Linked DNA regions of Homo sapiens: region 1 is linked to region 2. A link is an interaction called in ENCODE POLR2A ChIA-PET data of the cell type or tissue named here. Cell type or tissue: GM12878. All regions are shown on one strand. Links, peaks and the distances in the headings refer to the core of each region. The heading gives the core; the rest is flanking DNA.

Region 1 (5,372 bases), core at 84-5,083, 100 kb after region 2:
GCTCAGCTATTGACCTTCGTGCTTCAGGGAGAAAATCAAAGTTAACACCTCCCCTGTATCACCCCCAAACCCCCATAGCTGAGGGCATTTTCTCCTCTCTTTCCTCTCCAAGGCCCACCCCCACTGGGCTTTCAGGTGCCCATCTGTTTTCATCTTCTTCAAGACTTTGTCGCTTTGATTATTGTTTTCTTCTGCCTTGGCCCATGACCCATGGAATGCAAATACTCTGGGGCTACCCATTCATGAATGACCCGCCTTTGGCCTCACCTCCCCTTCACAGCCATGTATGTCTCTAGGTAGATTTTAAAGTTGTGGTTCAATTTCTTTAATGGTTAAAATCTTGTCAGGTTAGTTTTGGTAAGTTATATTCTTAGAAATTGTCAAAGTTGCCCACCAGCGTGGCACATGCCTGTAGTTGCGGCTACACAGGAGGCTGAGGCAGGAGGGTCGCTTGAGCCCAGGAGTTCTGGGCTGTTGTGCGGTATGATAGTGCCACTGTACTGCAGTCTGGGCAGCACAGTGAGACCCCGTCTCTTTTAAAACAAGAAAAATTGGCAGAGTTACTGGTATAAAGTTCTGTGTAATGGTCTCTTTTCACTTCTTACCTGATTTGTAGATTTGACTTTTTATTTCTTCTTCTTCTTTTTTTTTTTTTTTTTTTTCCTGAGATGGAGTTTCTCTCTGTCGCCCAGGCTGGAGTGCAGTGGTGCGATCTCAGCTTACTGCAACCTCTGCCTCCCGGGTTCAAGCGATTCTGGTGACTCAGCCTCCCGAGTAGCTGGGACTGTAGGCGCGTACCACCACACCCAGCTAATTTTTTTGTATTTTTAGTAGAGATGGGGTTTCGCCATGTTGGCCAGGCTGTTCTCTAACTCCTGACCTCAGGTGATCCGCCCACCTCGGTCTCCCAAAGTGCTGGGATTACAAGCCTGAGCCACCATACCCGGCTACTTTTTTATTTCTCATATTTGTGCCTTCTTTTTTTTCTTTTAAACTAGTTTTGTTAGAAGTCTGTCAGTTTTGGCCCAGCACAGTGGATCACACCTGTAACCGTAGTCTTTGGGAGGCCGAAGCAGGAGGATTGCTTGAGGCCAGGAGTTCAAGACCAACCTGGCTAACATAGAAAGACTCTGTCTCTATAAAAAAAAAAAAATTATAAACCAAAAAAAAGTCTTGTCAGTTTTGTCTTTCCAAAGAAGCAGCTTTTAACTTTTAAAATACTTGTACTTTGTCTGTTTAATTAATTGTTGCTTTTTATTATTATTATTTTTAAGATAGATTCTCGCTCTGTTGCCCAGGCCGGAATGCAGTGGCGTGATCTTGGCTCACTGTAACCTCCACCTCCCAGGTTCAAGGGATTCTCCTGCCTCAGTCTCCTGGGTAGCTGGGACTACAGGCATGTACCACCGTGCCCAGCTAATTTTTGTATTTTTAGTAGAGACAGAGTTTTGCCATGTTGCCCAGGCTGGTTTCGAACTCCTGACCTCAAGTGATCCTCCTGCTGCGGCCTCCCAAAGTACTGGGTTGACAGGCGTGAGCCACTGCACCCAGGCAATTATTGCTATTTTATATACATACATGTGCTATATATTAATATTTGATTGGTTGATGCTATGGTGAATGTGATTTAAAAAAAAAAAATTTAGAGGCCCGAAAGAGAACAGTGCAAAGTTAGTTTCCTCTGGCTCTCTCTCTTTATCCTCTTTGCCTTCCCAGAGGCCTCCACTATTGGCAGATGCTTGAATCTTCCTCTAGAGATGTTCTGTTCTTTTTTTTTTTTTTTTTTGAGACAGAGTTTCGCTGTTGTCTCCCAGGCTGGAGTGCAGTTGTGTGATCTCGGCTCACTGAAACCTCCACCTCATAGGTTCAAACGATAATCCTGCCTTAGCCTCTGAGTAGCTGGGATTACAGGCACGTGCCATCAACCCAGCTAATTTTTGCATTTTTAGTACAGATGGGGTTTCACCATGTTGGCCAGGCTGTTCTTGAACTCCTGACCTCAGGTGATCCACCCACCTTGGCCTCCCAAAGTGCTAGGATTAGAGGCATGAGGCTGGCCATGTTTTTCGTTTTGATGTTTTTGTTTTTGTTTTGTGACGGAATCTCGCTCTGTTGCCCAGGCTGGAGTGCAGTGGCGCGATCTCAGCTCACTGCAAGCTCAGCCTCCCGGGTTCACACCATTCTCCTGCCTCAGCCTCCCAAGTAGCTGGGACTACAGGCGCCCACCACCACGCCCGGCTAATTTTTTGTATTTTTAGTAGAGATTGGGTTTCACCATGTTAGCCAGGATTGTCTGGATCTCCTGACCTTGTGATCCGCCCGCCTCGTCCTCCCAAAGTGCTGGGATTACAAGTGTGAGCCACTGCACCCGGCCTTTTTTTTTTTTTTTTTTTTTTTTTTTGAGACGAAGTCTCGCTCTATTGCCCAGGCTGGAGTGCAGTGGCGCCATCTCAGCTCACTGCAGGCTCCGCCTTCTGGGTTCACGCCATTCTCCTGCCTCAGCCTCCTGAGTAGCTGGGATTACAGGCGCCCACCACCATGCCTGGCTAATTTTGTGTGTATATATATATGTATATATATATATTTTTTAGTAGAGACGGGGTTTCACCGTGTTAGCCAGGATGGTCTCAGTCTCGTGACCTGCCCACCTCGGCCTCCTGATTGCTGGGATTATAGGTGTGAGCCACCGCGCCTGGCTTTTTTTGTTTTTTTTTTTGAGATGGAGTTTCACGCTTGTTGCCCAGGCTGGAGTTCAATGGCGTGATTTCGGCTCAACGCAACCTCCGCCTCTTGGGTTCAAGCCATTCTCCTTCCTCAGCCGCCCTAGTAGCTGGGATTACAGGTATGCACTACCACGCCCAGCTAATTTTTTTTTTTTTTTTTTTTTTTGAGACGGAGTCTTGCTCAGTCACCCAGGCTGGAGTGCAGTGGTGCGATCTCGGCTCACTGCAAGCTCCGCCTCCTGGGTTCACACCATTCTCCTGCCTCAGCCTCCCAAGTAGCTGGGACTACGGGTGCATGCCACCACGCCTGACTAATTTTTTTTTGTATTTTTAGTAGAGACGGGGTTTCACCATGTTAGCCAGGATGGCCTCGATCTCCTGACCTCGTGATCTGCCCACCTTGGCCTCCCAAAGTACAGGTGTGAGTCACTGCACCCGGCCAATTTTCATTATTTTCTAGTTTTTATTATTTCTGTTTTCACCCGTGAATTATTTAGAAGTACGTGTAAGTATCCAAACACATATCTCTTGAATTATTATTATTATTATTTTGAGACGGAATTTCACTCTGTCACCCAGGCTGGAGTGTAGTGGCACGATCTTGGCTCACTGCAACCTCTGCCTTCTGGGTTCAAGTGATTCTCATGCCTCAGCCTTCTGAGCAGCTGGGATTACAGGCGTGTGTCACCATGCCCAGCTAATTTTTGTATTTTTAGTAGAGACGGGGTTTTACCATGTTGGCCAGGCTGGTCTCAAACTCCTGACCTCAGGTGATCCGCCCGCCTCACCCTCCCAACTTGCTGAAATTACAGGGGTGAGCCACCACGGCCAGCCACTTGAATTACTTTTAATCATGTTGACTTTTAATTTAATGCTGTTATAGTTGAAAATCATGGTCTGTATGATAGTGATTCCTTATTAATCACTGTATTTGCTGTATTTGCTAGTTCTAATACATAGTTACTTTTTTAAATTATTCTGTTTGTGCTGGAAAATAATGTTTTCTCTGGGTTTAGGTGGAAGGCTCAGGACCTCATTAATTGTGTTCTTAAATCCTTCTGTGTTTCCGTGGTTTTATTGCTTTTTTGGTGCTTAATCTGTCAATTTCTGAGTGTTATTTAAAATGTCCTACTATGAATGTGTCTTTTTCCTGTCTTCCTTAAAAAGTTTGTTTTGCTTTACATATTTCAAGAGTGCTGGGTAGAATACAGGTTGAAATTATTATTAAGTCTTTAAGTCTTGGCGTATCATTCCTGTTACTGCACGGACCCCATCTGTGGTCGTGCCTTTCTCCTGAAGGGCGTTGTTTTCTGTTTGTTTAGCTATGGGAGCTCCCTCCCATTCTTTTTTTTGCACATCTGCACATCCTTTTAATTTTGATTTCTTTGTGTTAGTCTGTTTAGGTGTTCTTATGCAGTATATATAGAGGTAGACTTTACGTGGTTTTAATTGAGAGTCTGCTTTTTTTCTTTTTTCTTTTTCCTTTTTTTTTTTTTTTTTTTTTTTGGTGGCAAGGCCTCTCTCTGTCACTCAGGCTGGAGTGCAGTGGTGCGAAAACAGCTCACTGCAGCCTCGACCTCCTGGGCTCAAGTGATTCTCCCAGCTTAGCCTCCTGAGTAGCTGGGATTACAGCTGCACGCCAACAGTCCTGGATGATTTTTTTTTTTTTTTTAAATTTTTTGTAGGGATGGGTCCCTACTGTGTTGCCCAGGCTGATCTTGAACTCCGGCGCCCAAGCAATCCTACCACCTTGGCCTCTCCAAGTGCTGGCATTACAGGTGTGAGCCACCATGCCCAGGCGAGAGTCTGCATCTTAATGGTGAAATCAATCCTCATCACTTACTGTAATGGTTAATATATGTGGGGTAATTTCTGCTACCATGCAGGTCAAAAATCAAGCGTTGCTGTTAACCCAGATCCCTTCTTGAACCCCTTCTAGTCATTACCCTCTTGCAGCAAGTTCACACTTGCCGGCTGCTCCTAGTCCTCACTCTTACTGTTCTTTGTTAGTTATATCACCTAAGCATCTACCCACAAATACTGTAGTACAGTTTTCCTGGTGTTTTGAATTTTACAGAAATGTAATCGTACTGTGTGTTATTTTATGTCTTACTTATTTTGCTCAGCATTATGTTTGAGAGTCATAAATCTTGTTTCTCTATTTTCATTGCTAGATGCCATCCTCCTTTGTGAACATGTTGCATTTTAGTTGTTTCCAAATCTTGCTGATTGTGGAGCACACATGACATTCTGTTGTCTATAAATAGAAGGAATTGCTGAGCCATAGGTGGTTTATATACTTGACTGATTCCATGTTAAGATCAGTAGCATGTTTTTAAATGAAAACTATTTTCCAAAAACAAGAATGGTTTAGTAAGTAGGGCCGGACACGGTGGCTCACGCCTGTAATCCCAGCACTTTGGGAGGCCAAGATGGGCGGATCACCTGAGGTCAGGAGTTCGAGACCAGCCTGGCCAACATGGCGAAACCTCGTCTCTACTGAAAATACAAAATTAGCCCGTCATGGTGGCACATGCCTGTAATCCCAGCTACTGGGGAGGCTGAGGCAGGAGAATCACTTGAACCTAGGAGGTGGAGGTTGCAGTGAGCTGAGATTGCACCACTGCACTCCAGCCTAGGCGACAGAGT
Region 2 (5,372 bases), core at 111-5,110:
GCCAGCTCTGTCTCTTGATTAAGGTGGAGGATATTCTCAGCTTGTCTTTTGGGACCAGGCAGACCAGAAATGCTGGAGCATATTGGCAAACCAGCAGCCTAAGGATTTGGAAGAAAGGCTGGTCAGAGTGTCAGTTGCTTATCAACCAGCTGAGAGCCTGAACTTTCCGGAAGACATGGCTCTTGGGTAGCCACTGGGAACAGGCTTAAAACAGCTTTGGTTCTTTGAGTTCTTTGTGGGGAGTGATTGTCTGGTGTGAATCACAGTTGATAGTGCCCTGAAAGGTTCAAGGCCACATTTCCCAGGGGAAGATAAGCTTTCCACAATGTATAGAAACTCAGAAAACTCCAAGTTCTTTATGCTAAGAAACAAAAAGGGCTCAGAAAGGCTGAACACAAAGTCAAGGAAGAGAAATTGATAACTTTTGGTTAAAGGGAAGAGTTTCCAGCCTTTTGGCCAGGGCATCCACTACCAAGTCCAAATCCTGACTTGGCCTCAAGCTTTTGTAAAGGGATGCATCGTGTCCCTTTTGACCTGCTGATAGTTTTTTTGAGATGGAGTCTCACACTGTCACCCGGGCTAGAGTACAGTGACGCGATCTCGCCTCACTGCAACCTCTGCCTCCCAGGTTCAAGTGATTCTCCTGCCTCAGCCTCTGGAGTAGCTGGGATTACAGGTGCCTGCCACCACGCCCAGCTAACTTTTGTATTTTCAGTAGTGATGAGGCTTCACCATGTTGGCCAGGCTGACCTTGAACTCCTCACCTCATGATTCGCCCACCTCAGCCTCCGAAAGTGCTGGGATTACAGGTGTGAGCCACCATGCCCAGCCGACCTGCTGATAGTTTGATAAAACAGAAGTTTTACTTTCTGGAATTTCTACTCATTTTATGTTTTGGATGGTTTCTCTCTCCGTAAGCATTCAGTATTCTTGAATCTCAAGTTTTGAAAGGAGCCCTAACTTCAAGTCTACTCGCTGGCTTCTTAATGAAGTGAACCATTTCTATTGCCCATTTAGTTCTTCCTGAAACCCTGACATTCTGGTGTTCATGTGACTCTTCTTTCCCCCTTGCTACTCAGAGAAAGCGTCGTGGTGGAGCAATAAATTCTAGACAAGCTCAGAAGCGAACTCGGGAAGCAACCTCCACCCCCGAGATCTCCTTGGAAGCAGAACCCATAGAACTCGTGGAAACTGGTAAGATTGCCAGGGACACTACAACTGTGGGGTGTTAAAGTGGAGAGAGAACACTGTACCAGGGTGAGCTAGTAGAAGGTGCTTTCAGTGTCTTTAGAAGGCCTATGCAGTCTCACACTCACCATGTACAACTCAAAGCTTCACAGATTCTGAAATAGCTTCTCAACTGGGCTAACTGTTCAACTCTGGTAATGTGCAGCAGTGGGGTAGGATCCATTTAAAAAAAAATCTAGCGCAAATGAGATAGCCCACCTTTTCTATCTGAAACTGCATCCCCAATTGCTGGACCTTGTAAAGTACTTCGCTTTCCTCTTCTGTTTTTCATTAGGACATGAAATCACCCAAGAAGGCAAACTTGTCCACAGAGCTCCCTGTGTTGGAGCTTGGTATAGGCAGAGGCCAGATTGGATTTCCCCTTCTGCCTGCTCAAGAAGTGGTTGATGGCTGGCCTAAGTCCCTTTGCTCTGCATATATTGTTTTTATAACTAGGATACCTGCAAACTGGCATTTTATTTTTACTTATTTATTTTTGAGATAGAGTCTTGCTCTGTCGCCCAAGCTAGAGTGTAGTGGTGCAGTCTCGGCTCACTGCAAGCTCCACATCCTGGGTTCACGCCATTCTCCTGCCTCAGCCTCCCAAGTAGCTGGGACTATAGGCACCCGCCACCACACCCGGCTAATTTTTTGTATTTTTAATAGAGACAGGGTTTCACCATGTTAGCCAGGATGGTCTCGATCTCCTGACCTTGTGATCCACCCGTCTCGGCCTCCCAAAGTGCTGGTATTACAGGCGTGAGCCACTGCACCCGGCCATGCAAACTCGCGTTTTAAACAGAAGAAACTTAGTGCAAGATAAATTTCATGGGCCCCCCAGGAGAAATGAAGTTCTCTATATGGTCTCTGAGTTTCACTTCTACAAATGAGTTCTTGAAAGCCTTGACTTGAGGCTAGGATCCTGGCTCTAGACCAAAAAGGAACGAACTGCTTTCCGTCATGGCACTTGTCATCCTCTAGGCAGTCTTACCCCTGTGTGTACTTAGGGCTGCCCATTAGAGCACTGTTTTGTTTTTGTTTCTGTTTGAGGCAGAGTTTCGTTCTGTCAGCCAGGTTGGAGTGCAATCGCGTGATCTCGGCTCACTGCAACCTCTGCCTCCCAGGTTTAAGCAAGTCTCCTGCCTCAGCTTCCCAAGTAGCTGGGATCATAGGCGCCCACCACCACACCCGGCTAAATTTTTTTTGTATTTTTAGTAGAGACGGGGTTTCACCATGTCAGTCAGGCTGATCTCGAACTCCTGACCTCAGATTATCCACCTGCCTTGGCCTCCCAAAGTGCTGGGATTACAGGCCTGAGCCACCCGCCTGGCCTAGAGCACTGTTTTTGTAAGAGCCCAGAATTGTGTTCACCAGAAAGAGAATGGTTCAATAAATTGTTGTATATCAGTATATGGACTGTTGGACAGCCCTTCTTTTTAATAAAGAATGCAATAATTTTATATAAATTATATTGTATATGTAAGATTATCACGGTTTTTATTCTTGTGAAACTTTATGATACAAGAAAATAAAACAGGCCAGCCAGATTGCTTGAGCCCAGGAGTACCAGACCAGCCTGGACAACATAGTGAGACCCTGTCTCTATAAATAAAAAAATTAGCCAAGTGTGGGAGGCTGAGGTAGGAGGATCACTTGAGCCTGGAACATTGAGGCTGCAGTGAGCCGTGATCGTGCCACTGCACTCTAGCCTGGGCAACAGCAAGACCCCACCTAAAAAATAAATAAAAGAAGTTACGTTGGGTTGGGCGCCATGGCTGGCTCCTATAATCCCAGCACTTTGGGAGGCCGAGGCGTGCAGATCACCTGAGGTCAGGAGTTCAAGACCAGCCTGGCCAACATGGCGAAACCCCATCTCTACTAAAAATGCAAAAATTAGACGGGCGTGGTGGCGGGCGCCTGTAATCCCAGCTACTTGGGAGGTTGATGCAGGAGAATCACTTGCACCTGGGAGGCAGAGGTTGCAGTGAGCCGAGATCGTGCCACTGCACTCCTGCCTGGACGACAGAGCGAGACTCTGTCTCAAAAAAAAAAAGTTAAATGCATTACAAGACACTTTCCCCAAATATTAGACCAATACTGTTTCTTAAAAAACTTCATTTAGTGTTTTGTTGTTGTTGTTGTTTGTTTGTTTTTGAGATGGAGTTTTGCTCTTGTTGCCCAGGCTGGGGTGCAGTGGCGTGATCTTTGCATCCCGGGGTTCAAGCAATTCTCCTGCCTCAGCCTCCCGAGTAGCTGGGATTACAGGCATGTGCCACCACACCTCGCTAATTTTGTATTTTTAGTAGAAACGGAGTTTCTCCATGTTGGTCAGGCTGGTCTCGAACTCTCAACCTCAGGTGATCCGCCCACCTCAGCCTCCCAAAGTGCTGGGATTACAGGTGTGAACCACTGTGCCTGGCCCATTCCGTGCTTTTTAATATTAATATTAATAGTAATCAGAAATAAAAATGGTTGTGCGTCATTTTTTACTTTATATAAATGGAAGTTGTACGTTAACTGTTTGGTCCATGTCCTTCTCACCTTTATCCTGTGCACATGTAGACATCACAGTATACCCTAAGGGCTGAAAGGCAAGCTTCACAACAGATGCAACCCATTTTGTATGTTGAGGTTCTAGCTATCAGTATATATCACTGTTATTCTCCATCCAACTAGGGAGACAAACTTGAGAGATAAATGGAAATTAAAAGTTTGTCCTTGGCCGGGCACGGTGGCTCACGCCTGTAATCCCAACACTTTGGAAGACTGAAGTGGGTGGATCACAAGGTCAGGAGTTCAAGACCAGCCTGGCCAAGATGGTGAAACCCCATCTCTACTAAAAATACAAACAAAATTAGCCAGGCATGCTGCCAGGCGCCTGTAATCCCAACTACTCGGGAGGCTGAGACAGAGAATTGCTTGAACCCAGGAGGCGGAGGTTGCAGTGAGCCAAGATCGCACCACTGCACTCCAGCCTTGGCGACAGAGCGAGACTCTGTCTCAAAAAAAAAAAAAAAAAAAAAGAATTTGCCCTAGATTAACCGATGAAGTTACTAAGCTAAGCCTGACTTTTGGTCCTTGGGCCAAGTGAGAGTGGTCAGCTTCACCTGCTGGGAGGAGCAGAGGTTTCAGGCTAGTCCATCCCAAAGAGAAAGGCCTGGGGCTGGGCATGCATGGTGCGTTCTCCCAGATGGGGCACAGAGGCATAGCCGTGTGGAAGTGGGATGCCGTGGAATAGAGGTATGCACATGCGCACACATACATAACCCCCCAGGTACATTTGTAAAAACCATACCTCCCCACTCAGAGCAGAATTCTGGAAGGGTGGTTACTGGCTTTCCCTCCTGAGGGAGGTGTTGGTCCTGGTGCTCTTTGCAGTGTATACTTCAGGATTGTTTTAGTTTGGGGTAAGCCTATAACATTAGCAGTCATACTAAAGTGTAGAGGGATACAACCTTACTTTCCTCTTAATCTTAATGCTTGTTGAAATACTTTCTTTTGAAGCTGGAGATGAAATTGTGGACCTCACTTGTGAATCTTTAGAGCCTGTGGTGGTTGATCTGACTCACAATGACTCTGTTGTGGTAAGTGTTGGAGTGTGAGAGTCGGCTGTTTCTTGGGTATGGGTCCCTGGCCAGTGCCAGCATCTGACAGCCTTGGTCACAGACTCCAAGTCAAGGTTACAGCTTATGCTAAAGAAGTTCATGCATCTTGTGGAATTGAGCTTTTAGAAAGAAAATAAACAGTAACAATAATAATAACAAAGAAGTTCATGCATTCAGTGACGAGAGCCCAAAATGAAAAATGTTTCTGGAAAATCATTTGTTATAGCCTTGTCGCCTATGGAGTAGGTCTGTGTAACCTGACCTTGCCACACCTGGGCACAAAAGTGGTTTGGGGAGAATCTCAAGACCCCCACATCTGTCTTCAGTCCCTGATTCCACAGTTTACACCAGCTGTGTGACCTTGGGCATGTGACTTAGCCTCATTCACTTTCCATGAAATGGGGACAGGTCACTCATGTCAGCAGGGCATGGTGTAAGACATCTTACAACAGATGCCGTGTTTGAGTGCCTGACACCTAGAATGGTGCCCAGTCACTGTGAGTGTATGCCCTCCCAACTGAAAGGAAAGGGAACGTTGGC

Evidence for each region. ChIA-PET counts read pairs that join two places held together with the same protein. Peaks named below come from ENCODE experiments on the same cell type or tissue, not always from the same donor. Only the 100,000 strongest peaks of a DNase experiment are listed, where the experiment ranks them.
Region 1: POLR2A ChIA-PET joins it to region 2 with 11 read pairs; 3 of 35 experiments call an interaction of 5 or more read pairs at or near these places.

What each region holds. Positions count from the first base shown.
Region 1 is chr4:2,600,586-2,605,957 of GRCh38, forward strand. The region is part of intron 2 of FAM193A (family with sequence similarity 193 member A); the gene reads left to right. Among named protein-coding and RNA genes, the nearest start is that of FAM193A, 67 kb to the left of the region's middle. In GM12878, for the core only: no CTCF peak of the experiment used is centred there; a DNase peak (open chromatin) is centred at 228; H3K27ac peaks cover 492 bases.
Region 2 is chr4:2,495,928-2,501,299 of GRCh38, forward strand. RNF4 (ring finger protein 4) reads left to right here. Exons shown (of 8, transcript NM_002938.5): 3 at 1,080-1,194; 4 at 4,732-4,811. Among named protein-coding and RNA genes, the nearest start is that of RNF4, 30 kb to the left of the region's middle. In GM12878, for the core only: no CTCF peak of the experiment used is centred there; a DNase peak (open chromatin) is centred at 2,174; H3K4me3 peaks cover 269 bases; H3K27ac peaks cover 1,451 bases.